Linked DNA regions of Mus musculus: all the other regions are linked to region 2. A link is a loop called in an ENCODE intact Hi-C map of the cell type or tissue named here. Cell type or tissue: left cerebral cortex. All regions are shown on one strand.

Region 1 (4,000 bases), 350 kb before region 2:
ACAGAACAGCCCCAATGGAAAGGAATCCCATTCAATGTCAGTCCTACAGAAGCCGAGGAGGAGTAGCTCTAGAGCCTAGACAGTGAGCTTCTGGGATTGCTATATCAAATCTGTAGAACTTGAAAGTTTAGAAATAAAAGGTACTGCCCATAGACTATCTGCATCAGCTTGGGGAGAAAGGCTGTATCTGGACTTTTGAGCACGAGCTCTGGTCAAGTAGATGAGGGGACTCTTGGCTCTTGTAACCCTAAGGCATCATCTTATAAACAAGCCTGTGCATCTCTTATCAAAAATGCTTTATAGGATCGATCGTACTTACCCTCCTTTTAAACTGAGCTCTGCGTTTGCCAAGGCAGCATTCTGATTGTGATCTTGCTTCTTATGTAACTTAGCAACCATAAGAAATGCTGAGTGTCTACCCCACCCTCCACCCACCCAACTCTCTGGAAAAGTCTTTTAACTGCATTTCTAGCCAAGTACCTTGCAGTCTTCCTTCTGGTCTCTTGAATAAGAGTCCTACCTAACACTAAATAAAGTTCTGAGCCACCAGGTTTAGCAGTGCTTCATCAACGCGGGTGAATCGGAGCTGGGGAGCAACTCCAGAGATGTCCATTTTTCTGAAATCCACAGACATTGCGTAATGAGTACTGTTTGAATCCCAGTTTACCCCAAGTACCAAAATGCAAAGCGCCCCCAAAGAACATACTGAAGCCAAATGAACAAGATAACATTTAAACTGCAACTGCAACTGCAACTCCTTGAGTACATTGTATTCATTTAACGAAGATTATTTTCAGAGTTCAGGCATCTATTTAAAGTTCAGAACCTATGATTAATATCTAAATTGCTGATGAGCTGGGGTTTTTTTTTCTTTTTTTGATCCCAACTATTGCCAAGCAATGGCACATCATTAAATGCTGCAGCAGCAAGATTTGCTTCTAAAGAACTGAGCTTATAGAACAGGAGAGGAGGCAGGAAGGAGGAGAGAGTGGGGGAGCTCGAGCAGCTGAATGGTGAGGAGGCCTTTCTTCTTACACTACAGAATGAAAGGCATCACAGCTCTTCCCACACCTGAGATGTTTGTCACTAAAACCACTTCCTTCTCTGAAGTGGGTGGAGACAGTCATTTCGCAGCTCTGAAATTCACATCCTATTCTTCTTCCAGACCTCCTCCTCCGAGCTGCTCTTGGTTCACCCTCCCCATAAACACCCACTCTGCTGCAGGAATTGCAGTTTGCAAGCTGAGAGTCTCTCACGGCAGACAGAGGACAAGCTAAGCAGGGAAAGCAGGATGGGATTTAAGACTCTGAAATTCAATGTCTGTTTTCCCAGGTTTCTGACTTCCCCTAGTATGGAAGCCAAACAAAGCATCATCGGGCATCTTGATAAAGGCAATTGATCTCACCAATTTGCCTTTAAACCAAATATGTTGATGAAATGGCCACCTAACTTCATTTTGATGTGAAGCTCACCTGAAATTCATCTCACAGCCCTTCCAGTTACAGAAGCACCACGTGATGTAAGTTTCTCCTGGGTTCTGAAAACTGGGAGGCTGGCATTGAGCTCTGTGGTTTGTTGGGCTTTGCTATGACAAATGTTTTAGTCGTGCTAGCCCCAAATTAAAGGATGATGCCGAAAATCCTTGCTCATTTGGAAAAATGTTGGAACAAGAATTTGAAGACGATGACTCCCTGAATTCTCCAGGAAATGACATCATCCAGCTCAAACAAACAGCACTTTTCAGAGAGCACTAGTCAGAAGCACAAGCTGTTCTACGTGCCTGGAACTCACCAGGCTGGAGTTCTGGGAAGGGATCTACTGTAAGTTATAGCACGGAGGGCGGCTAAGGAATTTGAGGATGAAGGTCTTCTTGAACGGTTACCTAACTCGTTTCCTCAGTCTCACGCCTTTCTATTGACAACTTATCCCTGTCTGACACCTTTCCATTGTATTTTCAAATATTTTTACCAAGTAAAATCTGTTTTCCATAGTTGATAAAAGAAACTGCCAATTTTTAAGGTTTTGCTACTTAGGACTACAGATATCTACGAAGATGAGTACATAAAACCTTAGGTTTAGGCAGAACATATTTATCTATGCAAGACGAAAGATCCAGGGAAGATACAATGAATGAGAACCAATTTGGACCCAGCTATCTTGGAGTCTTCCTCTGGTTTCTTTAACAGGAGTTCTCCATAACACTAAATAATGGTCCTGGGGCATCATTTCATTTCTGATTGCTGGAGATTGGTTTCTGATTCATCAGTGGATGTAAATATAAATGTAGTTCCAACAATTCACAGAAAAATTAGCCTTTGGAACATAATGTTAGAAAAAAATAGAGTCATTTTCTTAGTGGCATTAAAGGAAGCATGACTATTCGGCCACCATGGTGGTGGTGGGGGAGGGGGGCAGCACAAAGTGGCAAAGGGAGAATTTATTAAGAGGAAGAAATTTAAAATTTAAAACCGCAAGAAAAAGGTGTGCATGGTGGCACATTTCTTCAGTCCTAGAACGTGAAGCAGAGGTAGGAGGATCTTTGTGGGTTCAAGTCCTGCCTGATTTATATAACAATTTCCAGACCAGCCAGAAAGAAGGAAAAAATCTAATTAATAACTCTAATTAATATGCAAAGGGAATAATTAAGGAGTAGAACTGACAATAAGCAGAGTGAATTAGTTCTCTGGGGTATCCGCTTTTGCATCTCAGGTTACAGTGTCAGGTGACAACGTCAGGTAGTGCTGAGAGAGAGAGAGTATTGAGAGTGACTCAGATTCCCTGAGCTAACATGAGACCGAAAGGAGAATGGGGAATGAATCATAAAGCTGTAGCTGTTCCAGAAAAAAAAGTAACAACCAGGAATAAATCAAAACTTAAAGTTTTAATAAAACAAGAGATAACAATCAAGAAAAGTCAAGTCCGCATAAAACAATATAATACAAGAAAAAACAAATATAATAGTTAATAAAATAATAAAGAAGGCTTTTCTTGAAGAACACATATCCAGGGCATATATATACATATATATATATATATATATATATATATATATATATATATATATATATATACATATAAAATGGTGCTCCTAACATCTAAAGCAAATGGAAATTAAATATAAATACACAAGAATAAGTACAATAGTAGGCAGATATTAGACACAAGACAGACTAGGTTTATGGGGTTTTATTCCAAGTCATCAGAATAATGAGATGGAATCTTTACCTAAGTTTATAACTGTTAATAATAAATATGAAATCTAAAGCAGTCAAAACAATGTGAGTGCAAAAATTAGCATCAAAAGCTACAATGTTGGACAATTGGGGAGAAATTAATAAAACTAAACAATAACTTTCTGCCATGGCATTTAAATAGAATACTATGGACTTATACACATTATCCATTGACTTAGACACATTAGTATAGTGTCCAAATCAGTATGGATTTGCACATCCTAGCATTTTCTAAGTGTGGGTTTTAAGGTTTCCAGAATGACTCCCACCAGGCACCTCTAGCTTTAAACTTTTCAGTCTCAGAATGGTGGAATCTCCCAACATGGTCCACAGTCCCTGACAGCAAGAAATGCAATAGCAACATCACATACTGTTCTCCTCAGGTCAATCCACTGAGAAGAGTCAAAGAAATGTTTGTCCCCCTTGGCCTTTGATTCAACAGGAACGTGAGGAAGTCTGCTGCCTGTCATAAATGAATGTCCATACAGCTGTTAAGCAGTCCACACCAGTGCCGCAAGAGTAGGTCTGTGGTTAAAAAGTATGCAGTTGGCAAATGGATAAGAATAGGTCCACCGCAATCCTATCCCTTTGCTATGCAGCTTGGAAGCTGTCTTGTCATTGTGGCTGATGTGACTTTCAAGTCATCAGCAATGACTGCTCTAAGGATGACTGGGACCATAAAATTGGGCTTATAATTGTTTTTTAAATTGATATAAGAACTGTATACGTATTCATTTGCTTTATGGCCTGTTAGGGAAGTAAAAAAT
Region 2 (4,000 bases):
TCCCCTCCTTCTTCGCTTCCTTCCTTCCTTCTCTCCTTCCTTCCTTCCTCGCTCGGGAGGAGAAAGGAGTCACAGAAATGCCCAGCGCCAGCGCCTCCGCTGCGCTCGCTCGGCCGCAGGCCGGCAGCCCGGCCCTTGCCGTCCGCTCGCCCGCTCGCCCTCCCGCCCGCACCGCCCCCAGCCCCGCGCCGCGCCGCGCCCCCTCCCCCGCTACTTGACAACGGACCGCCGGCCGCGGCAGCCGCAGCGGTGGCCCGGCGGTGCGCGCCGGTGCACGTCCCTCATTAGTAACCAGGCACATTCCTGCCTCCAGCGCTCCCGCGCGGCCCCCTCCCCCCAGGACATTACGCAAAGCAGCCTCCCCTCATCTGCATAGAACCTCGGCCAGGGTATTCCCCGCATTTCCTAATGCGCCCGACCCCCCCCCCCTTGCTTAGGTCTCCCCCATCCCCGCCTCCTCCGACCCTTACCCCTGGGCCACCAGGAAAGCGGCCGGGGGCGCGCGCCGCGAAGGGGGCGATGGAGTTGGGCGAAGGCGATTTCAGGGTAAAGTGAAACAAGCTCGATCTCTGGTGCAGGCAGGAAAAACACAGAACCGAGGCCACTTACCGAGCCGAGAAGGGACCTAGATTCCCGCCGCTCTGCTCTGCCAGCGGCCGGTGCGCCCTCCACGCACCCCAGGGCTGCACCCAGTACCCAAGAGTCGAAGCGTGGAGGGAGGCTGCTACCCAGCCAGAGGACCTTTCAAGTTGCTCGGGCTCCGGGCAAGCTTCAATGTCCAAGACTCAACTTGGCAAATACTTGTGCCACAGTCACCGAAGATGTCTTTTTTTTTTTTTCTTTTTCCTTTTTCTTTCTCTTTTTGCGGAGACCCTCCTCCACCGGGGAGAGACAGCGCACGGCGGCGCCCCGCTCTCCAGCTCTCCACCCCCTCACCTCCAGCCCGCCTCCCGCCGGCCGCCAGCCTCCCGGCCGCGAGCCCCTCGGGCGGCTGTCAGCTCCCGGCAGTCCGGGTGACAGCGGCCGAAGGAGGGCGCGACGCGGCGGGCGGTGGGGGGGATCCTCGCAGCCGCGGCGGCCGCTCACCTGTAAAGTCACCGCAGCGCAGGAGGAGGAAGAGGAGAGAGAGGAGGAGGGGAGGAAAGCCCCCCGGTGCCCTTGTTCTTGCTGCGGCGGCTGCTCCTCGCCCAGGCTGAGCGTGTCTGGTGGGGGGTGTCTGGTAGCATTTCCTTAAGGACAGAGGGAGGGCGGGCGTGGAGGGAGGGAGGAGGGAGGGAGGCGATCCCCACCGCCAGCCCAGGCTCCTCTTGTCTTTATTTATATATTTATTTATTTTCGGACACTGTTAGGAGATGGAGCCAGGGCGGGGGCCAGGGCCGCTAGGCTGGGGCTTGAGCCGCAGGACCCGGGCCGCAGTTTGTCGGCGTGCGGGAGCCGCAGCGGCCACCTCCCCTCCGGGCTGTGGACGCACCGGGTTATTCCTGGCAGCGCCTCCCCGAACAGAAGTTACTAGGAGGAGTGCGCGGCGAGGGCGGGCGGGGGAGAGGGGAGGGAGGGAGGAAGAGGGAGAGACTCAGCCAGCGACGTCATCGGATCCCCCAGCGCGTCCCTGGGAGGGAGGCTGAACCAGAAAAACCAGTCTGGAGCAGGCCAGCGGGGCGAAGGATGTGCGACCCGGACTGGCCCTGATGCGGGCGCGCGGGGAGGGAAGGTCGCGGTCGCGCTCTCTTGCCTCGGAGCCGAGATCTCCGCTGAGAGCGGGTATCGGCTTGCCACGCAGAAACACTGGCGAGTCTGGAGCGGTCTGAGAATTTCCTACTAGGGTGTGGAAACCTCCTTCGCGCCCATTCCCTTCCCTCTCTAGCCCCCTTTCCCACGTACTGGTTCCTTGTGATCTGTGGGATCCTTACATTTTGCCCGCGTACCAAGGATTTCTCGCCTCTTCACCCTCCAGCTGCACTCACGATTTTGTTAACAATTCGGGTGGTGGTGGGGAATTATGTTGCAGCCCCTGGAGCTCACAGTGTGTTTCACTAGCATTTTCCGTGCCGGGGCGGAAGCACGAAGTTTTCACGAGCTCGAAACGCCCCAATTGCTTTCCCCGGGGTCACTCCCCAGGGCGCCCCGGGTGCACCCTGCTCAGGAAGCCGCCCGCCCTCGTCTGGGTATTCAAATAGGCTAGGGCAGCGGTGCGGGGAGCAGCTGCCGGCTTCCTGGGGGGCCGAGCGGGGGAAAGGGGGCGAGCTGCCACCTCCAGCTGCGCGCTTCTGGTTCTCTGCTAGGGACTGAAATCACACCCAGCCCTGGGAGAGCTGGGCGGGGCTGGGGGAGGGGAAGGGAATCCCAAGCGAGTAGGGGCCGGGACTCTGGCTTCCTCCCCAGCCCGGCAACACCCGGGGGACACCGGGGCTCCCTCGGGCCGTTACCCAGCGTGTGTGGACTCGTGTGCACCCTCAAGGGAGGTTCCCAAGAGGTCGCTGCGCTGGAGCGCAGACACTGGCTTCTGGGCGGTGCCGGCGCCCGGAGCGCCTCCTCCGGGTGGGCTCTCCACGGAGCTCGACCGCGCGCCGCCCACTCTTTGGATTCGAGCGTTCAGGAGCTCCCGGGGCCGTAGCACCCTCTCCCCACCCGCCTGTCCGCGCCGCCGCCCTGCCCGGGGCGGAGTAAACAAGAGACGCACAAGATTTGACCTGGCGCGACCCGGCTTTCTGGCCGGGGTTCCCCCGGAGCAGGTGACTCCGTGGGAGGGGTGGAAATTAGCCTCTGGAATTCCGGGCCTGAGACTTGAACTCTGGTTCTGCTTTAAGGCAGATAATAACTAAGATGTTTTAGGTTTCCATTCACAGTTTTCACAGTTACCGAATGTCAAGACATTAAAAAAAAAAATCGCTACCCTTCTCATTACAAGTGAATATATTAAAAAGGAAGGGCCGCCTCTTTAATGAGTTGGAGAAAAACGCCTTTGGTTTCGTTTTGGTTTTGGTTTTGGTTTTGACCTATAAACAGTATTATGAGAGTCCCCATGTTGTGACAGCATTGCTGTGAAGAGCAACTCTACAAAATGCACTTTTAGTCGCTTTTGGAAGAAGAAAAGTTGGAGATATGCAATAAACTTAATTCTGTGTGTGTGTGTGTGTGTGTGTGTGTGTGTGTGTGTGTGTGTGTGTGTGTGTGTGTGTTTAAATGGATCTCAAACTCGGCCTGCTTCCATTTAAGCAACCTCTCCTTTCATTGTGTAAGTTCCTTGATATTCAGCTGCCCGTTGCCTTAAACTAGAAAGCCTTAATAGAAAAAAAAAATCTACCAAGCATCATTTTAAGTTACATCTTTTAAAATCCAAATGTGATTTTTAAAAAGTTCCACCCCCACACTCTCCCTCTTTCTCCCACTTTCATGTCCACACGCTAAAAGTCCGTTTTATTTAATTGCTTAATAGAGAAGATTACTCCGTTTCTTTAAGAATCCAATTTCTTTTCAGCAAACACAACAGAGCAGCTGCCCAAGCACTCAGAAATTGAGCAAACAGAGAGAGTAGCAGGCAGCTTTGCTTTGGTGAAGTGAATATTAGTTGAAAACTTAACCACATTTTAAAAGGCTAAAGAAAGTAGGATATTGTGACTATATGCAGGTAAATGAGTCATTGAAATACATACTTTTAAAGGGAGGCAATTTATAAACAGTTAAGAAGTTCTCTGATCCTACAATGGAAGGACCACTGGAAACATTGTCTCTAATCAATCTTCGACATTTTTTCAATGATTGCTTTGTCTGAAATTTTTCAAGCTTCAAGGAAGAAACTGTGGACTGAATTGTTGAAGGGACAACTGTTGAAAACATGTATCAATGCTAATACCAGCTAACAGGTGACCCTGTGGGAAGGGCAGAAGTTAGCCTCCGGAATTCCTGGCCCAAGAACTGAACCATAGTTCTCCTTTAAGGCAGGCAAACCACCAATAACTATGGAATGTCAACTGGGACAACGTTCACTACCTTTCTATAC
Region 3 (4,000 bases), 410 kb after region 2:
ATGCTGGTGAGTGGCTGAGCAGATGCAACGGCCATTGAGAGAAAGTGAAGCTCTAGGAAAGCAGTCTATGGGGGTTGATTGAGAAGAACTGCTTCCCAGGGCAAATACATGCAAATGTGCATGCATTTCCTCTATGGACAAGTTCAAAGCTTGAGGCTGAAAATCCACAACACTCCACCCAGTCTCAGACTTTCCATTGCCCCTCCCATTTCTTCCAGTCTGTCCCTTCCCTTTGTCACAAATGCAAAAGAGTTGAGTCAAATAGGTCTAACTGTTTAGATGGATTTGAACTTAAGAAGCTGGCCTTCTTTGGAAGAGGCCAAAGCTCTGCCACTGAAATGGTGACTTGATCTTCCTTAAACCAACAAATTCTCAACTCGACAACTGATGAACAAAGGCTCTCTTCTTCCCACCCCGAGCTCTGAGAAAGATGACCAAAAAAAAAAAAAAAAAAAAAAAAGATGTTAATTAAAAAATTAAAAGAATGCATTATGCCATTTGTCTGGGGGCGTGGGGTGGAAAACATGTTTCTGTCTTCTAGATTTTAATTTCTTATGAAGGTGAACTTCTGTAACCATTAGAATAAAAAGGTGAGATATTTTAATTTTGTAAAAGAATAAACAAAAATAATATCCCCACACCAAAGGCTGAGCTCAGTTTTAAGGCCTTTACAATGCTGTAAACAAATTGGTGTTCCATGTTCACAGAATGAAAACCCAGCATCAAACTGTGTATACATACATAGTTTGTATGTATATCCCTGCCACAAACGTCTATCCCTGCCACACATCGATATGGGTAATAAGCTTGGGAAAACATGTAAAAATACGACCAGAGCTCTCCATGATGAGCAATCTATAAGAATCGCAGGAAGGAAGGGAATACAAGGGCAGAGAAAAGTATCGTAGAAAGAGTAGACACATCATCGGTGAGGATTGTACCAGGACACGTTTTGATATGACCCTTTACAGAAACATCAGCTTCCTCCCATTATATGGGAGCAAGCCATAAAATAATGTGGCTTTATGGATTTGAAAGTATGTGTCCACATGGGAAGGAAGATAGGCAGGTAGGGAGCACACATCCCCAGGCGGCAGATAAGACTCCCTGTAATACATCAATCGAACCGTTTCTGTATTTTCCCTTCACCCCAATTACTATGAGACAAAGCTAAAGAAAAATTCCCCCTAGAATAAAACAAGTTGCTGCTTCAGGTATTTTCAGACATGATAGATAGCGCGCCCGGCACATTTGCTCAACTACTCTGGTCAGGATATGGCCGGGAGAAAGTTTGCGCTCTCAGCATCCACCTGCCCGATTCCTCACCATTCGCATCGCCTCCTCCATCCACTTTTCCGTCTCCTGTACGGACACCACGCACGGGCCGTCTGGAGTAGTGGTGGACTCCACCTTCTCCTCCATACCTCCGCCGCTCAGAGACTCCGGGCCGAGGGACGAGAGAAGAGAGGACAGCGGAACGCGGCGGGAGCGGACCTTGCTTCCAGGAGGACGGGAAAAGACGAGGCACCCGGGAGCTATTTGCGGACGGACCCAGGCGTCCCGGATCAGTAAGCGGCGGCTGGGGGACCGAAAGCGTCGCTGCTCCGCTCTAGTCCACGCCCCCTTCCTCCGCTTAAGCCACAACCTCTGCTCAGAGAAACGTCTGTGGTTTCTGGAGAGCACCTAGCGCCGCCACCGCGCTGCTGCCGGAGGTCCAGGCCAGGTGGACGGAAGACACGGTGAGCCAGCCCCTCTCCCCTAGGCAACCCACACAACACGGGGTCTGGAGATGCTGAGATCAATGTGGAATTTTCTGAAACGTCACAAAAAGAAATGCATCTTCCTGGGCACAGTCCTCGGAGGTGAGTGACAACATGCTTTTTAGAAGGGGCCATTGGCAGAAAGGAGTGACAGAGGTGACTTATAAAAACAGGCAGGGCCCACTGATACCAAACTGGGATTTGTCGAAGGGATTGGCTCAACCGTCAAAGAAGAACCTCTAAAGTTCTTTTATCTGGATCTCTGTGCCCTTTGCCCCTCACTCTGCCCCCGTCCTTTTTCTCCCCATGGGCCTTCAAGAGTCTACCCCAATGAAGTTTCTTTTCAAAGCACTATTCTCGTATAGATAGATACATTTGCCTTCCAATTTTCTTCTTTTGCTTTCCTGTTAGATTTTCATTCTGTTTGTCAACTCTGCTTTCAACCTTTCACACGAGTTTCGAAATATTCTAGGGCCATTATCTTAAGTCTGCTCTTTGAGGTGGTGTTTAAAGGTAAACCGAAAACAGCATGTTGCTGTAAAATATACAGCAGATAATTTCTGTTCTCCAATTGTAAAGTACAAACTATATATCAACACAGTGCTTATTCTGCAGTGTTGTCAGGACTGGCAAGGTTGTGGTCATGATCCATTTTGGTGATATAGTTGAGTTCACTGGCTGAGAGGAAAGTTAGAAACAGGATAAAAATCTTGATGCTGGAATTGTAACTTTGTGGTAGAGTGCTTGCCTAGGCTGACTGCATTGGGTCCCAGGGAAGGAGCAACACACACACACACACACACACACACTGCTTTAAACCCTTTGTCTTGGAAAGACAACCCTCAGTTAATAATTATGGGATTTTAAGAAGGGAATCTTTTGAACAACACAAAAAGGGAGTTTAAAAGAATTTTTAAAACTTGAGTTTTAAGAACTGTTACCACTATCCTCTGATCTATGTGTGTGTGTGTATAAATATATCATAATATGACTTAAAATATTAGGACATTTGTAAAACAGTAACCACATTCTGCATATCTCTGAGGTATAGCACAAATGAATAATAGTTCATATTTTATAGGAAATACTTTATAGATACAATGTGTTTTATATTACCTCCAGTCTCTAATATCTAAGGTATATAAATTGTACCAATATTATAGAATACATATGCTAAAGATAAAGTTGTCATGGAAGACGTATAAAGAAAAATTTTTGCTCTACCTAAGGGAAGAAAATTGTCTCTAGCAATTTCAGAGGGAAAAGCCTAACCCTTACAGTTTATGAAATACTTAATGGCAGATCAGAAATAATCATAGGAGAAATTAAAGAGTATATGCATATAGTAATAGGTTTTTTTTGAAACGATATTGAGAGTTTTATATTTGGAGATGAAGAGGAAGGAAAAAACTGGGTGTGGTGGCACACACTCTTAATCCCAGCACTCGGAAGCAGAGACAGGCAGCTCTCTGAGTTGGAGGTAAGGTCCAGAACACCCAGAGCTTCATATTGAGACCCTGTCTCAAAAAACAAAAGACATACAAACAGAAAACAAAACAACAACAAAAGGGAGGGGGAAGAGATTCAAAGGTATAATCGAAGCACTATTGCTTTTTTAGCAAAACAAAAAGTCTTAAAAGAGTTGAATCTGGCCGGGTGTGGTGGTGCACGCCTTTAATCCCAGCACTCCGGAGGCAGAGACAGGCGGATTTCTGAGTTCGAGGCCAGCCTGGTCTACAAAGTGAGTTCCAGGACAGCCAGGGCTATACAGAGAAACACTGTCTCAGAAAATAAAAAAAAAGAGTTGAACCTGAGCGGGGCAGTGATGGTGCACACCTTTAATCCCAGCACTTGGAAGGCAGAGGCAGGTAAATTTCTGAGTTTGAGGCCAGCCTGGTCTTCAGAGTGAGTTCCAGGACAGCCAGGGCTACACAGAGAAACCCTGTCTCGAAAAAAAAAAAAAAAAAAAAGAGTTGAACTTACCTAGTTTTATTTGTAAGAGTTCATATTTTTTCTGTATTGTAAGAAAATTCCTATCTTACATTTTAAGAAATATGAAATATTTATTAAGTGATTATACTATTGTGACCGGTATGATTAAATAGGTATAATTTATATATATTTTAATCACATATATGTACTAGGGACCCACCATATGTTAAACAGCATACTAAGTCCTTTCCAACCTCTGGAAATGGCAGCAGTATAGTTACTATTAGGCCATTGTAAAATTGAGAAAC
Region 4 (4,000 bases), 97 kb after region 2:
TAAAAAATATTTTATAAAGCAAAATGAAACCCATTGAACACGCTATGAAAATATGATCAAGAATCTCAAGAATCTGGGATTGACATTTTTAATGAAGCACAATTTCAGCCCAGGTTTATATAAAATGTTCCATTATTAAAAACACAAAATCATCTCACAAGAAGATAATCAATCAAGATAATGAAAGCAAGTCTGTTAAAATCGTCTCAAAACACCCCTCTGGGGATTGGCAGGGAGAGCAACAGAACTCTTGATGTCATAGTAATTATTCAAAAATTCTCCATAGTAAACTCTTAAATAGCTTCATAAAACAATACTTTATAATTATGGGAATGGGTAGAAATCTTGTGAACTACTTTCTCAAATGTAAAGTAGGAGGGTTGTATCAAACTTTGTAATATCACATCACTTTATAAAACTTCATTAGGCCCAAGTGAGAGGGCTTCAGTAAATTCATTTTTTCTTGTAATTATATGAACATTCATTAAGGACACACACACACACACACACACACACACACACACACACACACACGCAAATAGATCCTGTTTAAACATGAGTATGAACTCATAAATTCTGAGTGAAGAATGCTTTATGCTAGTAATATCATCTTGTGATTTCAGTTTCTTTCAGCATAATTATGTCAATTAAAAAGACCTAGTGGCTCTCTTCCCTAGTGGAGTGGAAAAAACTACGAGTCGGATTTGTTTGCTTCTCTTTACCTCTGAGACTATGCTTTCCCCTAGACCTTCCCACCACACCCTCTGACTCAGAGACTATTTGAATGGGACACCTGTTTTGAATGGATCCACAGGAAATACTCATGTGGTCTTCTCATAACCGGACCCTTTATCTGGTTGGTTGAAACATGATCATGATTTAAAAGAAAACAAAAACCCTACTCTGCCCACAGACTGTTGCAACTTCCCTGTGACAACATTTACTGGAAGGCTGAGGGAATCCAGTTTATATTTACTTTCCTCCCATTCAGCTCTGGTGCGGTAGTATAAGGGAGGTGGGTTGGGAAATGTCGAAGTGCAAAAGGAATTTTAACTCCGAAAGATTTGTATTAAATCACACATGCGTGGGTGAGGTTTACATCCTCCGGGTGGTTTGACTTTCAAATGGAATGCTGTCTCGTAGCAGTCATGGCAATCAGCACAGATTTCTATTTATAAAACTTGCCCTGGTCAGTAATTGCTAAAGTAGCTTGCCATCAAGCCTCATGACCTGAGTTCGATGGAGGGGACTCACACCTGAGCTGTCCTCTGGCCTCCACGTTTGTCCTGTGGTACATGCATATACCCACAAGACGTAATAAAAAGTTTAAAAAAGAATTTGTTCAAAGCTCGTGCATACTGATAAATTATTAAAGCCTTGTGAAATTTATAAGGGGCTTCACAGTCATAAATGCTCATTAACATTAAACCCTCAACTGAATCCTAAGTAATGGGTGTCACTGGAGGGGGACTGTGTGTGGCTTTACACGTTCTGACCCCATCTGGTGCCATGGCAGCCAGCACCAGCTGCCCGGGGATGCCGGGTCCGGACCGGTTCGGTCAGGTCCTTCCCGTCTGGAACCGTGGTTGCCCGAAAGGCGCTCCCACCTTGGAGGCCGGGGGGGGGGGGGGGGGGTGGACCTCGCGGACCGCCTAGGGGGCGCCCGGCCGGTACGACGAACGCCGCTGCAGAATGACGCAGATGACGCCAGAGATGACACCAGGCCGCCAGCTCGCGTAGGCTGCACTGCCGCCCCGCCCGCGCAGGTCTCCGGTGCGCTCGGCGCCGCCACTGTCCCCGGGGACGCGCCCCGCCTCCTGCGCTCCGCCCCTCGCCGCGCCGCGCCCCGGTTCCCACGGCGCCCGGCACCGCGGAGCAGCTCGCCTGCCCTCCCCACGAGCAGCCCGGCGGGGCCAGGCCGCGCGAACATGGCGCTTGTCCCCTGCCAGGTGCTGCGGGTAGCAATCCTGCTATCCTATTGCTCCATCCTGTGCAACTACAAGGCCATCGAAATGCCCTCGCATCAGACCTACGGAGGCAGCTGGAAGTTCCTGACCTTCATTGATCTGGTAAGGCCGTGGGCTGCACCCCCGTGTGCGTGCGTGCGTGTTTGTGCGTGTTTGTGCGTGTGTGCGTGTTTGTGCCTGTGTGTGTGTCACGGGAGCACCAACGCGTGCTGGCCACCAACAGCCACGCTGGGCTCCACTGAAGGCCTGGATGCCCTTCTCACCTTTACCTGGTAGGTAGAGGAGGAAAACATGGGAGTACAGCCAAACGGGCACAGGCCTGCTTCTAAGAAGTGACCAGGGAATAGGATTGTGCCACCAAAAGCATCTGTTGGCCCCGATCATGAGTGCCCTCAGATTAATTCTCCACCGAAGTGTTTTCCAGAACCACATGCAAAGGTAAACTTGCAGCACCCAAAGGAGACATGAGTATTGTCTGGTTCCATGGAGCATGGCTTAGAAACACACAAACACACCTCCTTCCGGAGGAGGGAAATCGCCCCATAGGAAAAAACCCTTGCACATGTTTTTCTGCCCACTGTCAACAATTTGTTTAAAACTCTTTCTAGAAACACTGAGAGAGCAGTTCACGGTGAGGCTCCACCTGGCAACTACTGAACTTCTAGTCGTTCACATTGAAAGCCTGCAGTTTGTGTAATCATCTGTTCTGTTGACACGTGATAATTTTAAAGAGGAGCAGACAACGATAATTATTTTTAAGTTTTTATACCTTGGGTACCGAAAGCACTCCTGTAGATAATCAGAGGGCACAATGCCTTGTAATGACTTGGGGTAGGTGTAGAGCTTTGAAAAGTCACCAAGACTAAGTCATAAATACATTCAAAGGTTATCAAACAAGGGTCGTGTATGGAAACACAAGCAATTAAAAGATCACGGAGAAAAACATACAATCAACTCCTGGAACGCAAAGACTCTGAGGTTATGCATAAGCTTGGTGCAATCACAAGGTTGGCACAAATTTTCTTGACCCTCCACTTTGACAAATTTGAACCTATTTGAATATCGTTCCGTCGGTGTAAGATGCCTAAAGAGATACAGGTAGATGTTTTCAAAAAACCTTCTATTTTCAATATATAAGATATACGCAACTTTTCCCACCTGCCTCTAGGCAAAGGGCTGCCTGGTGTTGCCTGCCTGAGTTGGGCTTTTCAACTTCTTATTGGAATTAACTTCCGTCTGAATATATGCATTCCCTACCAGCGTCTTTTTCCTCCTACTGTCTGCCCACCTGAAGAACACATGATAGGACTTTGCTCTCAGCTTCTTGTAGCTTTCATATAGATGGCTAACTCTGGGAGTACCTGCCTGGATGGGCTGATTGGCTAGTCAGTGGAGACTGGCTTTGCCAGATGTGTGGTACAGCAAGCAGATGTTCGCATATACAGAGTATACTCAATCTTCAGTAGCCCCAAGGCTCTGATAGTTATGCATAGAAAGCATTTAGGATGCTGACAAGTCACCAGGAATCTTCTTAAGAGTGAACTTAAATTAGTGATGCCCACATACTATTAAAAAAAATGTGAGCTGGGCGGTGGTGGCACACGCCTTTAATCCCAGCACTTGGGAGGCAGAGGCAGGTGGATTTCTGAGTTCGAGGCCAGTCTGGTCTACAGAGTGAGTTCCAGGACAGCCAGAGCTACACAGAGAAACCCTGTCTTGAAAAACCAATACCAAAACCAAAACCAAAACCAAAACCAAACAAAACAAAACCAAAATCCAACCAACCAAACAAACAAACAAAAAGTGCCTAGGCTTTCAGAACCCTTTGGGATGCAATGCGAGCAGAACTCCTTTTGTATCAAGGTCTTCTCTCATTCCTGAATCAGCTCTTCCCCTGAGCTGGTCATTTGAGTGTGACCGAAGATGGAGCCATAGCTTTTATGAACACCATTCCTCTGGGCCTTTGCCTTTCATGGTTCTTGTGGGGGAGGAGAAAGCAGGTCACTGGGTGAGAGGTCATCAGGAACTGGGGG
Region 5 (4,000 bases), 400 kb after region 2:
GAGCATAGCCCTAGGGTGGAGCTAGCTTCACAGGAGGGAATTCTCCCCAGGGTTATCTGAGCCAACTGGCTGAACGGGAACACCAATGCGCCTTGCCTTTAAAGCAAATCAATAGTTACAGAGTGGGAGTGTCGATGCGGAGAGGCAGCACTCTATGCATAAATACCGAAGTGCTTCCGGGTAAAGGACCCGGAGAACGTATGGCGTAACTTTAAAACAAAAAAACTGAAGAAAGGGCTATGATGTAGCTCAATTGCCTGGTGCTTGCCTAGCATTTTATGAAGCCTGGAGACTGATTCCCCAGCATCGACAAACCCAGCAAAAGTAGCAATCACCTATAATGCCTGCACACTAGACAGGCAGGAGGGTCAGAAATTGAAGGCCACTCTCAGCTGTATAGTAAGTCTGAAGCCAGCCTGGGCTACAAATAGGGAAGGAGGGTCCTTAGAAAAACAAGCCATCTTGCCTACATCTGGGTCGCTGGCTGTTTTCTTCATATTTCAAGTGTACAAGTCGGGAAGTGCAAAGATATCTTGACATGACTTTTCATCGCTGATTGGACCCAGTAATCTGGGATACTCCAGCAGCTTAGATGTGACAGTTTCTCCCCAATTTCTCTTTAGCAGGGCACATGGCTCTACAGGCTGTCTATGTTCTATGCCTTCCTAACTATCTCATGCACGAAGTACGATTCTTTTTTGGTCCCTTCAAGCAAGCTTTTGAGGTGGGCCTCCGTGTTCGACACTACAGCAGAGCCTACTGGAAGACACTGAACACACACAGTTTTGCTATGTACATATCTATAGCTCCTCACCGACATGTGGACGTGGCTTTTGAATTCTGCACATTTGGTGTCTATGACATCCATTGTGATCTTGAGGTGGCAGCACTAATCCCTAACTACAGCAATCGACCCACAGCGATTTTTCCACAGGAAACTATGCCTGTGTGCAAAAGCTCTTTTGTCAGTGACTGGAAAGAGAATTTTAAAGGTGGTAAATGGAAAGGAAACCATTCAGCCCTGCTTAGGAACTAGGAAATGCTACTTAGCCATCTGTTAAAACCAGAAAGGGAAAACACGTACACTGCCTTATTTTCTGGTTACCTCTCTGCTTCCTGAGCAGTTCTTGTCTCTCGGATGAAATAACGGCCACATGTTTCTGGCTCTATGCTTTTACCTTTATTATTATTATTATTATTATTATTATTATTATTATTATTATTATTATTATTTTCTCCCTAAATTCAAGCTAAATTTACTCTTAAAGGTTTATCATGAGCCAGAATAATCTGATGGTACTCTACAAAGATAAGATCTCAGGTTGTTTCGAGCACAAATAATTCCCCCCAAATGATATGAAGTCAGTACATATAATGATGTCTGCCTGCAGGAGAGCACGGGAGCCAGGAATGAATTATGACCAACTGCAGAAAGGAACACACTAGTCAAGGCACTAAAACTTAATGAGAAGAGAGTCTTTAAAGTAGCTAAAACCGAAGAGAAGGTGCACAGACCATTATTGTAAATTTAAAATCCTGCGTACTCTTCGCTCATAAAACTTCTGAAATGCTGTTAAAAACACACGCGCGCACAAAACCACGCAATTATAAATCCTCTGAAGCATGTAACTGTGATTAGCTGCTCCCCCGGGCAATTTAAAAATACTACCGCCACAATCACATTCCAGCCTGTAATGTAATTCAAAACAAACAAGTCGGAGACAGCGCTCAAATGGCAGAGTCAACAAACACAGCCGCTTTGCATCAAGGACTTGAACGCGCTGAAGAAACTGAGGCTGCGCTGGCACTGGCCTTGTGGTGGAACAGCGAGGCCCCCTTCTGGGCAGAGAGGCACACTGCGCCCAGGACGGCGCGGAAAAGCCGCACCTTGCTCCAGTGACCCTTATCAGAGATTTTGTTGAGAGGTCAAATTTTTAGATACTCAATTTAAGCTTCATCATCCGCATTTGAAAAGAGTAATAGCTTTGTTATTTCGGATTCAATGGATCATTTTATGCAATCTTGTAACCATCATTCCTGCATTCTTATTCCGACCAGCAACTGGTTCTAACTGGGGCGTTGGCAGGGGAGGGGGTGAGGGGGAGGGCTGGTGGTCCCTACATAGCCCAGGCCTTGAGTTCATGATTCGTTTGCCTCGACTTCCCCAGTAGTGGGGCTGCAGTGTGCACCATTATGTCCAGCAGTAAGTGTCATCCTCCAGCAAATTATATAACGGACTATTTTCATTTCTCGCTCTGAAGAATATAAGGTCTTTGTTCTGAGAGTAAGGGAAGAAATGGACGTTAAAGGAGTAGTTGCTCCATGGTAAGGAACTACTCCACTTTCAATTTTCTCCTTGAGAACTTTTATGTGTGTGTGTGTCTGTAGTAGAATTGTGTGCACATGTAAGTGTTGGTACCCACAGAAACCAGAAGAGGGTACTGGTTCCCCTGGAACTGGAATTAGAGATTGTAAATTGCCCAGAGGTGATACTGGCAACCAAACTTGTATCCTCTGGAAAAGCAGTATTTATTTTTAACTCCTGAGCCATCTGTCCAGCACTCACTATTTAAAGTCTATTCCTCTTGAAAGAGGGCAATGAATAAAACTTTATTGTAGCAATATGCTATGATATTTCTAAAAACGACTCAAACACTTGCTTTATAAGCATCTGTTTTATCTAGATACTCTTTAAAATTGTTCTAGGGCTGGGGAGCTATCTCAGTCAGTCAAGTGCAGGAGGACCTGAGTTCAAGCTCCAAAATTCACATTTCAAAGAGAAGAGGGAGGGAGGGAGGGAGGGAGGGAGGGAGGGAGGGAGCATGGTGGTGCATGCCTGTAATTCCTGTACTAGAGGCCACAGGTGGAGCCCGGGCATTCCTGGACAGCCTACCTAGCTGAATGGTAAATTTCAAGAAATCTTCTCTTTCAAAAAAAAAAAGGCAGGAAGGAAGGAGTGGTGGCCCTGCATCTAAGGAACAGCACCTGAGAGTCGCCTCTGCCTCACACCCACATGAACCCTGGACATGCCTGGTCATTCATATACAAAGTCAATACAAGTCAGGACAAGCCCGAGGAGGTGCCTGTGCTGTGGAGTCCGGTGCAGGACCTGGTCTGAATGCACTCAGTAAAATGTCAAAGCTTTCTCTCTTTCTTCTACTTCCTGTTTTGATCTTGATCAATCTTCCAGAGATTTGTCCCTTTTTGTTTGGCATGTGTAGGTGTGTCACGGTGTCACGTGTGATGTGCCTGCATCTGGGTTGACGTATGAACACGTGACGCCTAAGGATGACACCAGGTTCCTCCTAGATCTCTCTTCACATGAATTATCGAGGCAATATCTCTCATTTGACCCCAGAGCTTGCTTTGGGATCTCGGAAGCCCATCTCTGTTTTCCAAGCACTGGAATCACAGGCAGGCCACCAAACCACCCACCTGGCACTGATGGGGACCCAATCCTCATGGTTGCATGGCAAGCATTTCACCACTTGGCCCTCTTCACAGCCACAAAAAGCTTCATTAAGCCAGAGCTAACTGAGGCTGTGGGTGAAGGGCGGCGCTGCTTGCGGATCTCTGGGACCTCAACCTTAATCCCGCCCCTTCCTGGAAATAGTCTTTCAGCTTGGTGGAAGAGCTCACGGTTGTTTACATTGCCAGACATTTTTAAAAGGGCTAATTTGTTCCTTTAACAGAGCAAATGACGAGCGACACCATTTTTACACACAGTAATAACATATAAACGTGACCAGCGACGTCAGCGGCTCTCGGTCAGGAATTCTGTCCAGGTCTCCAAACTGTACTAGACGTTGATCATTACAGAATCAGGATTTCTGACAATCCTTTTTCCGAACTTTTGATTTTGGCGCTGAAAGGAAAAAAAAAAAGTCAGCTAAGTGAAAAGCAAGGGATAGGAAGCTTCCGTCACAGCGAGTCGTGTTTCGGTGAGACACTCCACCAGGAGAAAACTCACCATTTGGGTTCTCCTGTTTGTAGAAGGTCT
Region 6 (4,000 bases), 180 kb after region 2:
TATTGAAAGACTTCTTTCCACATCCTTGCACAGGTCCCAGTTGAAGAGGGGCCTCCTTACCAAAGTCCCAAGTAAAGATTTTATGAACCCTATTCTAACACAATGACACTTTATCATCTGCTTTTAAGGCTGAGGTTTCCTGCATCTCTCAGAAGTGCCGGAGCGTTAACCATATGTGGGGTACGACTGTATCTGTTAGACATTTTCTATTTTCTTCAGTTGACTTTATACCAATGTAGATGATTAAAGGAAATACAATCCTTACAGAAAACTCATTCCCCTTAGAAGCCAGATCTGCCTTTAGCAATTTACATGGCACTTTCTCTTTTAGAACTCATCACTATTGAATTCATGGTGGTTGTCTTAGTTAGGGTTTTACTGCTGTGAACAGACACCATGACCAAGGCAAGTCTTATAAAAAACAACATTTAATTGGGGCTGGCTTACAGGTTCAGAGGTTCAGTCCATTATCATCAAGGTGGGGGCATGGCAGTATCCAGGCAGGCATGGCACAGGAGGAGCTGAGAGTTCTATGTCTTCATCCAAAGGCAGCTAGTGGAAGACTGACGCCCAGGCAACTAGGGTGAGGATCTTATACCCGCACCGACAGTGACACACCCATTCCAACCAGGTCACACCTATTCCAACAAGGCCACACCTTCAGATGGTGCCACTCCCTGGTCCAAGAATATACAAACCATCACAGTGGTCAACCCTGGCTGGCTCAGGCATCACCCTCATAAGATCTGATGGATTCAGACTGGGGGAGAGGAGCACACCACCTGGATTTTTAAAACGTTCCCTCCTGCACATGGCTTTTGAAGCACGGTTGAGGACCATTGAATTTATTTGCCTCTGTAACATCCTTGAGGTTCAAGGAAAGAGACTTATTGAAAGAACCATAGAGGTAAGACACCTTGGACACAGCTGGAGCTAACTGAATGGTAGTGGTGGCAAAGAGACCAATAGCTGTGATGGAACACCCAGCCACACTCAACTCTAGGAGGCTGGTTAACAAAATATGGCTTCTTTGCCTTGATTTCTATGGGACTAATATACTGGCACCCTCTCTAGATTGTAGGAAAAATGAATTAATATTACCACTTATTAAAGATTAAAAGTATACTCTATGTGTCAATTGCTATTAATCCTTGAAAATATTTATGGAGTTCAATGGTCTGTAACTAATTAGAGACTGCAGTTAACAGGGGATATGGGTTTCCTCAGCGCTACATGAAACAAAATATAAATCTTTTATATAACTCTATTTCCCCTAGAAAGGTTTTTTTTTTTAACTTGTCAGAGGGATTTTTAAACTTTTATTTTATTTTCTTGGATCCCACTGCTTTTCCATAAATCCTATAAGCAGAATTACAGTGACGTGAGTCATAGTCTTAACACATTTTTGGAGGTTCTCCCGCCAATGCAGCTTAGACTGGGGGAGATTCCTGAGAGCAGTGTGCTTGGGAAAGCATGGGTGGGAGGAGAGGGAAGGCAAGAGAGGTGAGAATGAGGACAGAGGAAGGGAGAGAAGGGGGACAGGAGAAGAGAGGAGGGAGACGGAAGGAAATGGTCTGCTTTAGATCACATTCGTTTTTAAACTTAACGACAATAGAAAGGTGCAGCTTTCCCATTCCCCTAGCAATGTGTGTTAGGCAAGCCTCAGATTTTTTTTTTTTTTTATGAGCTAGCACTTGTAACTCAAAATAGTTTCCCCACAAAACTTTTGCTACATAAGTGGTAATTAATTTTCAAGGCTAGCTTATACATTCCTTCTATTCTGTCTGAAGGTGAATTATTTGGGCGCTGGCAGTGCTTAACACTAGACTGAACAGTTGAAATGTGGTAGACGTGAAGAATATCAAAGAAATAAATCAGTCGTTGGAATCCCTAGAAGTTTTCAACATGAACACTGGCAGTGGAGGGGAAAGAGCTGTGATGTGAGGAGGAGTGGGAGGCTGTGCAGATACCTCGTGTGCTTATTTGCAAGAGTCAATCCTCGAGAACCGTGTCTCATTTCTTCCCACTCTGAATCTTGATGGGCGAGATGTCATCTGCCCGATGGTCCTTGGCATTCACGCAAGCAGACAAGGCAGAAAGACCCCTTTCCCCTGTGAAGCTCCTCCGTGGTTGGGAGAAGGGAAGTGCAGTCACGTGGTGATGATGACTGTGATTTTTCCATCTTTGGGTTTCCAACCCAAATCAGATTCGTATTGGAAGAATATTAAAGTTCATGCCGATTTACAAGGAGTTATGACAACACTTATCAGATACATTTGATGAGCGAGGACCTGCTATGAATCAAGTACTCTACCTCTGCATGGACAGTCCCAGGGGCTTCCAATGAGCAGCACCGGAAAGCTTCCATGACACACTCAGGATACCACAGAGCAGAGAGACACACAAACAAATTTGTTTCTCCTACTCATGCTGAAAGGGGGGAAGCTTTTCTGTGAGCTGTACCATTGCAGGGTTAGTAGGAAGTGGGTATTTCTTAGTTTGGATTGTATTGCTGTGACAAGACACCATGACCATGTCAAATATTATAAAGGCAAACATTTAATTTGGGCTGGCTTACAGTTTCAGAGGTTTAGTCCATTATCATCATTGTGGGAAGCATGGTAGCATCCAGGCAGACATGGTGCTGAGAGTTCTACATCTTGGTCTAAAGGCAGCAGAAGGAGACTGTGTGCTACGCTGGGCATAGCTTGAGCATAGATGACTGGAAAGCACTCCTCCATAGTAACATTCTTCCTCCAGCAGGCTCGCATCACTTGTGCCGCTCACGATAGGTCAAGCATTCAAACACATGAGTCTATAGGGGTCAGACCTAGTCAAACCACCAAAGGTTTCATCAGAGAAACCTCATTCTCTCATCATCAAAGAATAAGGAGGACTCATAGTAAGAGACCAGACCATTTATAAAGGGGTTTCCTCAACAGATAACACCCTTATGCCTGAGACTGTTCTGGGTGCTGATTTGTTTCCTTTTAAGGAAAATTATAAGGGAATGCTCCAAAGAGGGAGGAATGATGTTGGGAATCTTTAGTGATAAGATGATTTGAAGAGCAATTTCTATTTATGTTGGGTATAACTGAAAGAAGAGAGAAAGGTGGTGGGGGGGGGGTCATAGAAATATGGTTAGAAAATAAGCAGAGGCTCTGATCTGTAAGAGCCCAGTGCACCAAAAAGTTGTCTAGGGGTTTCTCCCAAGAAACGAGAGGCTAGTGAAGGTCTTACATGAGCAAGATATTTGGATGTGTGTCTGCTGGACAGACAGAGAGAGAGAGAGAGAGAGAGAGAGAGAGAGAGAGAGAGAGAGAGAGAGGAACTGCATGTGTGGTGTTAGAAACAGCACTGAAGTATGATCCTCCCGAAGCTGACCTGCGGAGAAAGAAGGCACTGCAGTCACCCAGGGAAGACATTTATACCCTGTGTCCTGACTAGAAAGGTGCAGATTCATCCTACCAGCTGAAGGCGGGTGTGGGGAGATTTCTGGGTAAGTGAAAGATGGTTTGGACCATTTTTTCCCAAGACACCTTTCTCTAGGATTGAAGGAGAAGATCTGAAGAATACAGGCAAGATTTGAAGAGGGAGAAAGGGCTAAGGATGGAGCCTTGGCTAGCGCCTACACTAGGGGTGGGTGGAAGAGGAGGTGGTGAAGAGAAACTCGGAAGGAGCCTTTGCAGGGACTGAGGAGTGTCTTGGGAGGAAGGTCTATCTATGCAAAGCCATGAAGGCGAGTGTTTCCAGAAAGAGTGAGGCACAAGCTTCCTAGGCTACAGAGGTATAGCAGCTCGCACAGCTGCCAAGTGTGTGTGTGTGTGTGTGTGTGTGTGTGTGTGTAGACCAAAGGACACCCTCAGGTGACATTCTCTGGAATACCATCCACCTCCTTGGAGACAGGGTTTCTTATTGATCTGGGGCTCACCAGTTGGGCTAGGGCTTTGCCTGTCTCTATCACCTTAGTGCTAGCTTTATGGGCATGATCTCCTATCCA
Region 7 (4,000 bases), 120 kb after region 2:
ACTCATGGATGTGTAGGCTGAGGTTAACCTCCCGGTCATTCCCCAGGTGCCACCATGTTGTTTGTGAGGCAGAGTCTCTCTTTGCCCTGGGGCTTGCTGATTAGCTTAGGCTCTCTGGAGGTCGTCCTCCTGTCTCTGCCTCAAAGTACTGGGGTTACAAATGTGAATGACAAGAGCAGGCTTGTCTTATAGACTCTCTGGAGATGGAGCTCGGTTCCCCATGGTTGCAAAGGAGGTGCTGTGCCAACCAAGCCCCCTCGCTGGCCCTATTTATGCTCTTTTTGGATCAGCTGAATTTTTTACTTTGTTGAAGCCAAATTTATCAATCTACTTCATTGCTGTGGGGAATTTTTTTTTTTTTTTTTTTTTGGTCTTTAATGTAGTATTTATCTTATGTAAGACCATGAGGGAATTTCTCTATGCTGACTTCCAGAAGTTTTGTCATCTTACATTTATATCTGTCCCTCAAGCAGTGTTTTTGTGTATGGTGTGACGGGGGTCTGGGGTCATTGCTTTCTCCCATGCTCCCATGAGCCTCCATTGTTCCCTAGTAGCTTTACTATGAATCAACGTCTGACTTCTGATCCCCTCGTCTATTTCCCTATCCTTGCACAAATGCCACACTTTATAGTAACTATGTCCGTAAATTCAGGCTTGACGTTCCATCATGTTAGTCCTCCAACTTTGTTCTTAAAGATTATCTGTAGGCATAATGTTTTTGCACACTGTGTAAAGATTGCCCTGTGCCATTCTAATGCAGATTTCTCTGCCCTCATATCTTGTTTCAATCTGGACACAGCATTGCGGTGCTTATACCAAGAATTTCTTGTCTCAGGTTGGTTTAAATAACTCTTAGCATTTATCTTCCACCTTTTCAATAGCTGATCACCCAGTGGCTGTGTAGAATAGAGAATAGAGTGGGGCATCCGCCAACCAGAGGAAAGGGAAAGGGAAAGGGAGAGAGGGAGATTCAGATCAGCCAGAAGATGGAGGATTTGGAGCCATGAGGAAGGGGTCCAGAGAGAGAGGGGGGGGAGGGGGAGGGGGAGGGGGAGGGGGAGGGGGAGAGAGAGAGAGAGATCATGGAAACACATCTGAAGCCCAAAGAGCCAGATTAATAACATGCAAGTATCATGGGATGGAACTGGGAGACAGATTATCAAGCAGGCTAAAGGTAGATCATTTAGCTGCTCGCTATTAAGGTGCAGTTTAAAACAAATATTGCTTTATCTGTGTCTTATTAGGGATTAACCTAAAGTCAAGAAATACAGCGGCCAATTAATTTGCTGTTTATATTTATGTTACAAATAATTCATTTACAATTATCTTCATTATTGTGGCCTGTTTCATTTCCATTTAATGTTAGAATAAGCTTGCCAAATTTTAAATAAAGACTTTAAGCTATTAATTGGTATAACAAAGAAACCTTAAACTATAACTTAGGGAAAATGGACATTTTCCAACATTGTTCTTCCCAGCAATGTAGGCTATTCCTCCATCTCTGTGGGTGGTCTCTAACCTTGCATGCATAAACTCTGTGATTTTTCTTTGTGGAGGTCTTGCTCATTTTCCAGCAGCCACTTTCCTCCTTGGGTCCTTTCTCTTTACTAGCAATCAAAATGTTGCTTTTTTGCTGGCATCCTTAGCAGCCCATTAACAGAGAAACTATTTTGAAACTTGAAGACAGGAAGTGTCCTTCACCTTGAGGAGGAGGTGTGAGCTCCTTTCTGTTGTTTGAGGTGTTGCTGAATGTCTTGTCCAGATGGAACCTTGGATGTCCTTACAAGGAGCAGATGTGTGTGGGCAGAGTGTAGCTTACTATATCGAGAAGTGCACTGAGTGTCTCGAGGTATCACATACAGTTAGCTGAATGAAGAAACCAGTGCGTGCTTTAAGTATCTGATCCATGTTCATTGATACTGAGCAAATGACCGTTCCTAAACAAATGGATCATGTCTTTTACATCCTTCCTACATCTTTGATTTCCTAGTCAGTAGAGCTGACTTAAATAAAGAAAATCCCTTCAGGAGGCAATGAGTCCTACTCAAATGACTGGAAAATATACTCTTTAAGGGGTAAAATATTCTGGAGTTGCCTCTAGTTGCTATCTTTTATTTCCCATCATGCTTTAGGAATAAAGTTTTTCCTCACTGACTTTAGTCTCTCAGCTCCAATTCCCATCCCACACTGGCTCCTAGCCTTGAAGGCCTATTAAACCTGCACTCAATATCAAGGCGTATAGCCCTTCTACTTACCAGAGCCAGTGGAAAAAATGCCCCCCTTTTTTTCATTTGTGGCTGTTAAACTGTCCTCTGAAGGTCCCCTGCCTACCTTGGCATCTCTCCTCTCCTGGTATTTCTGTTCCACAAGTTTTCTTCTGGCTGTTTTTAGGGCTCTCCTCATGCCCTTTATGCAGATGTCCACTTCACATTTCCTGTTTCATGTGGCTTTCTTGATTGTCAGCATTCTGTGGATTTTGGTGTCTGGTCTGGAACTATCTAAGCATCCAAGTGAGTCCGTCCCTTCATTTCAGGGCCCTGAAGACTCAAAAGGGAACACACACATCATAAGGAAACTCCAGTGAGCTGTTTATGTTTGGCGATTGGCACCTTTTCCACCGGGCCTGTGTATTCCTCGCCTGTCTGCGTCTGTGACAAATACCAGAGAGAAGTAACTTCAAGGTACTGATGATTTAGCTCGCTCAGGATGTTAGAGGTTTCAGGTCCTCGTGATGGAGAGAGCATTGCAGCAGTTTGCCAATTGGAGTGAGTCAGGAGAGAGGGCAGGGAGTGGGGAGTGTGGGCATGGGCTTTTCTGCCCTTTGTCCTTTACATCGTCTGCTGCCCACACGTAGGGCAGGTCTTCCTAAGCCTACTTTAATCCTTAAAGTGTGCTTCCATAATCTAATCCCTTCTAATCCAATCAGGCTGACCATCAGGATTAGCCATGGGTTTTCTTTGTCCACTTGCTAACCATGTCCATGGTCAGCATACTGCTTTAGGCTTTCCCTCAGTATCCTTAACATCTCTGTAGCCTGCCTCCTCTTCTGTGTATCAGTCACCTTTTCTCTCTTCCCACATAACCCTGTACCTGGCTTGCTTGAACTACTTCCTAACTGGCCCGTCTGTCTTCAATATTTGGACCCTCTAGGCCAGGATCAGTAGGGTTTCTACAGTGGGCTGCTCCTCTGTCTAGCTCACCAATAGGCCAGTTCTTCCTTTAGCACAAAGACCTTTGCTATGGCTTTATAAACTCGTGATGACACAGTATCACCTCCTGGTGTTTCCAGGCTCATCTCTGGACATGGCTTCCTTCCCATTCCTGTCCCTTGCTTTACTCTGCCTCTTCCTTCCCATTCCTGTCCCTTGCTTTACTCTGCCCCCCCCCCCCGCTCCTTGTTTTGCTTTTCCCAGAGTAGGCTGAGCCTTATTTCTCACTCTCCTCATGTCATTTGTCAAGTCTCAGCTTAGATAGGACATGTTGTAGGGGAAACATGTTCTCATCCACTACCTCCATTACTATGTACCATACTGTAATGTGTTATATACATCGGCCTCACTGTCAACTCAGCGAAGGCAAGGGACATATTTGTATCATCCTATGGTGTTTTTATAAGTAGGGACCGTGGCAGGCTCTGTGGATGCAAAGATGAAGGACTTTTGTCTCAGCCCACAAAGCTCTCACAATGTGAAAAATGAAACGAACAGCAGCAGGTGTTATCATGCCATTTGATGAGTTCTGTATGACAGGTGTTTTCAAGAAGTGGTAAGAGGAGCACCTTCGGGGTCAAGTGAGTTCTCCTGAAGTGTGTTCTGGCATCCCTAGAGAAACGGCGCGTAGAGGATAATCCTGAGAGTGACGATCACCTCCAGAAATAGCCCTGGCAGCCCTTCAGTCAGTTTGCCAGCTCATCTCCAGAGAATGTTCATTGGCTCTTCAGATGCAGAGAACTGCATGGGAATTAAGTTTTAACAAACAGTAGCTCAGCATGTAGATAAAT

The links. Peaks named below come from ENCODE experiments on the same cell type or tissue, not always from the same donor. Only the 100,000 strongest peaks of a DNase experiment are listed, where the experiment ranks them.
Region 1: a loop joins it to region 2, with 9 times the contacts of the local background. A loop is called at or near these places in 8 of 42 quality-filtered maps.
Region 3: a loop joins it to region 2, with 5 times the contacts of the local background. A loop is called at or near these places in 20 of 42 quality-filtered maps.
Region 4: a loop joins it to region 2, with 5 times the contacts of the local background. A loop is called at or near these places in 21 of 42 quality-filtered maps.
Region 5: a loop joins it to region 2, with 4 times the contacts of the local background. A loop is called at or near these places in 22 of 42 quality-filtered maps.
Region 6: a loop joins it to region 2, with 6 times the contacts of the local background. A loop is called at or near these places in 3 of 42 quality-filtered maps.
Region 7: it touches region 2 in a loop (5-fold over the local background); 4 of 42 quality-filtered maps call a loop at or near these places.

The regions. Positions count from the first base shown.
Region 1 is chr10:14,311,901-14,315,900 of GRCm38, reverse strand. No RefSeq gene overlaps it. Among named protein-coding and RNA genes, the nearest start is that of Gm40603, 8.5 kb to the left of the region's middle. In left cerebral cortex, no CTCF peak of the experiment used is centred here; DNase peaks (open chromatin) are centred at 478, 1,128 and 1,636; H3K27ac peaks cover 2,638 bases.
Region 2 is chr10:13,963,307-13,967,306 of GRCm38, reverse strand. It overlaps Hivep2 (human immunodeficiency virus type I enhancer binding protein 2), which reads right to left and starts at 928. Exons shown (of 9, transcript NM_010437.2): 1 at 610-928. In left cerebral cortex, CTCF peaks have their summits at 997 and 2,475; DNase peaks (open chromatin) are centred at 888, 1,556, 2,314, 2,551 and 1 more place; H3K4me3 peaks cover 3,093 bases; H3K27ac peaks cover 3,081 bases.
Region 3 is chr10:13,550,688-13,554,687 of GRCm38, reverse strand. It overlaps Pex3 (peroxisomal biogenesis factor 3), which reads left to right and starts at 1,546. Exons shown (of 12, transcript NM_019961.3): 1 at 1,546-1,862. The coding sequence starts at 1,790. Adat2 (adenosine deaminase, tRNA-specific 2) reads right to left here and starts at 1,781. Exons shown (of 6, transcript NM_025748.4): 1 at 1,327-1,781. The coding sequence starts at 1,422. In left cerebral cortex, no CTCF peak of the experiment used is centred here; a DNase peak (open chromatin) is centred at 1,524; H3K4me3 peaks cover 1,835 bases; H3K27ac peaks cover 1,117 bases.
Region 4 is chr10:13,866,687-13,870,686 of GRCm38, reverse strand. It overlaps Aig1 (androgen-induced 1), which reads left to right and starts at 1,730. Exons shown (of 6, transcript NM_001347362.1): 1 at 1,730-2,069. The coding sequence starts at 1,929. In left cerebral cortex, a CTCF peak has its summit at 1,690; DNase peaks (open chromatin) are centred at 1,070, 1,763, 2,122 and 2,539; H3K4me3 peaks cover 1,868 bases; H3K27ac peaks cover 1,689 bases.
Region 5 is chr10:13,562,680-13,566,679 of GRCm38, reverse strand. Adat2 (adenosine deaminase, tRNA-specific 2) reads right to left here. Exons shown (of 6, transcript NM_025748.4): 5 at 3,971-4,000; 6 at 3,304-3,865. The coding sequence ends at 3,822. Among named protein-coding and RNA genes, the nearest start is that of Pex3, 12 kb to the right of the region's middle. In left cerebral cortex, a CTCF peak has its summit at 1,847 (motif pointing left); DNase peaks (open chromatin) are centred at 892, 1,800 and 2,490; H3K4me3 peaks cover 520 bases.
Region 6 is chr10:13,780,375-13,784,374 of GRCm38, reverse strand. The region is part of intron 3 of Aig1 (androgen-induced 1); the gene reads left to right. Among named protein-coding and RNA genes, the nearest start is that of Aig1, 87 kb to the left of the region's middle. In left cerebral cortex, no CTCF peak of the experiment used is centred here; DNase peaks (open chromatin) are centred at 1,441, 1,870 and 3,638; H3K27ac peaks cover 510 bases.
Region 7 is chr10:13,842,862-13,846,861 of GRCm38, reverse strand. All of the region lies in intron 1 of Aig1 (androgen-induced 1), which reads left to right. Among named protein-coding and RNA genes, the nearest start is that of Aig1, 24 kb to the left of the region's middle. In left cerebral cortex, no CTCF peak of the experiment used is centred here; DNase peaks (open chromatin) are centred at 1,779, 2,158 and 3,862; H3K27ac peaks cover 381 bases.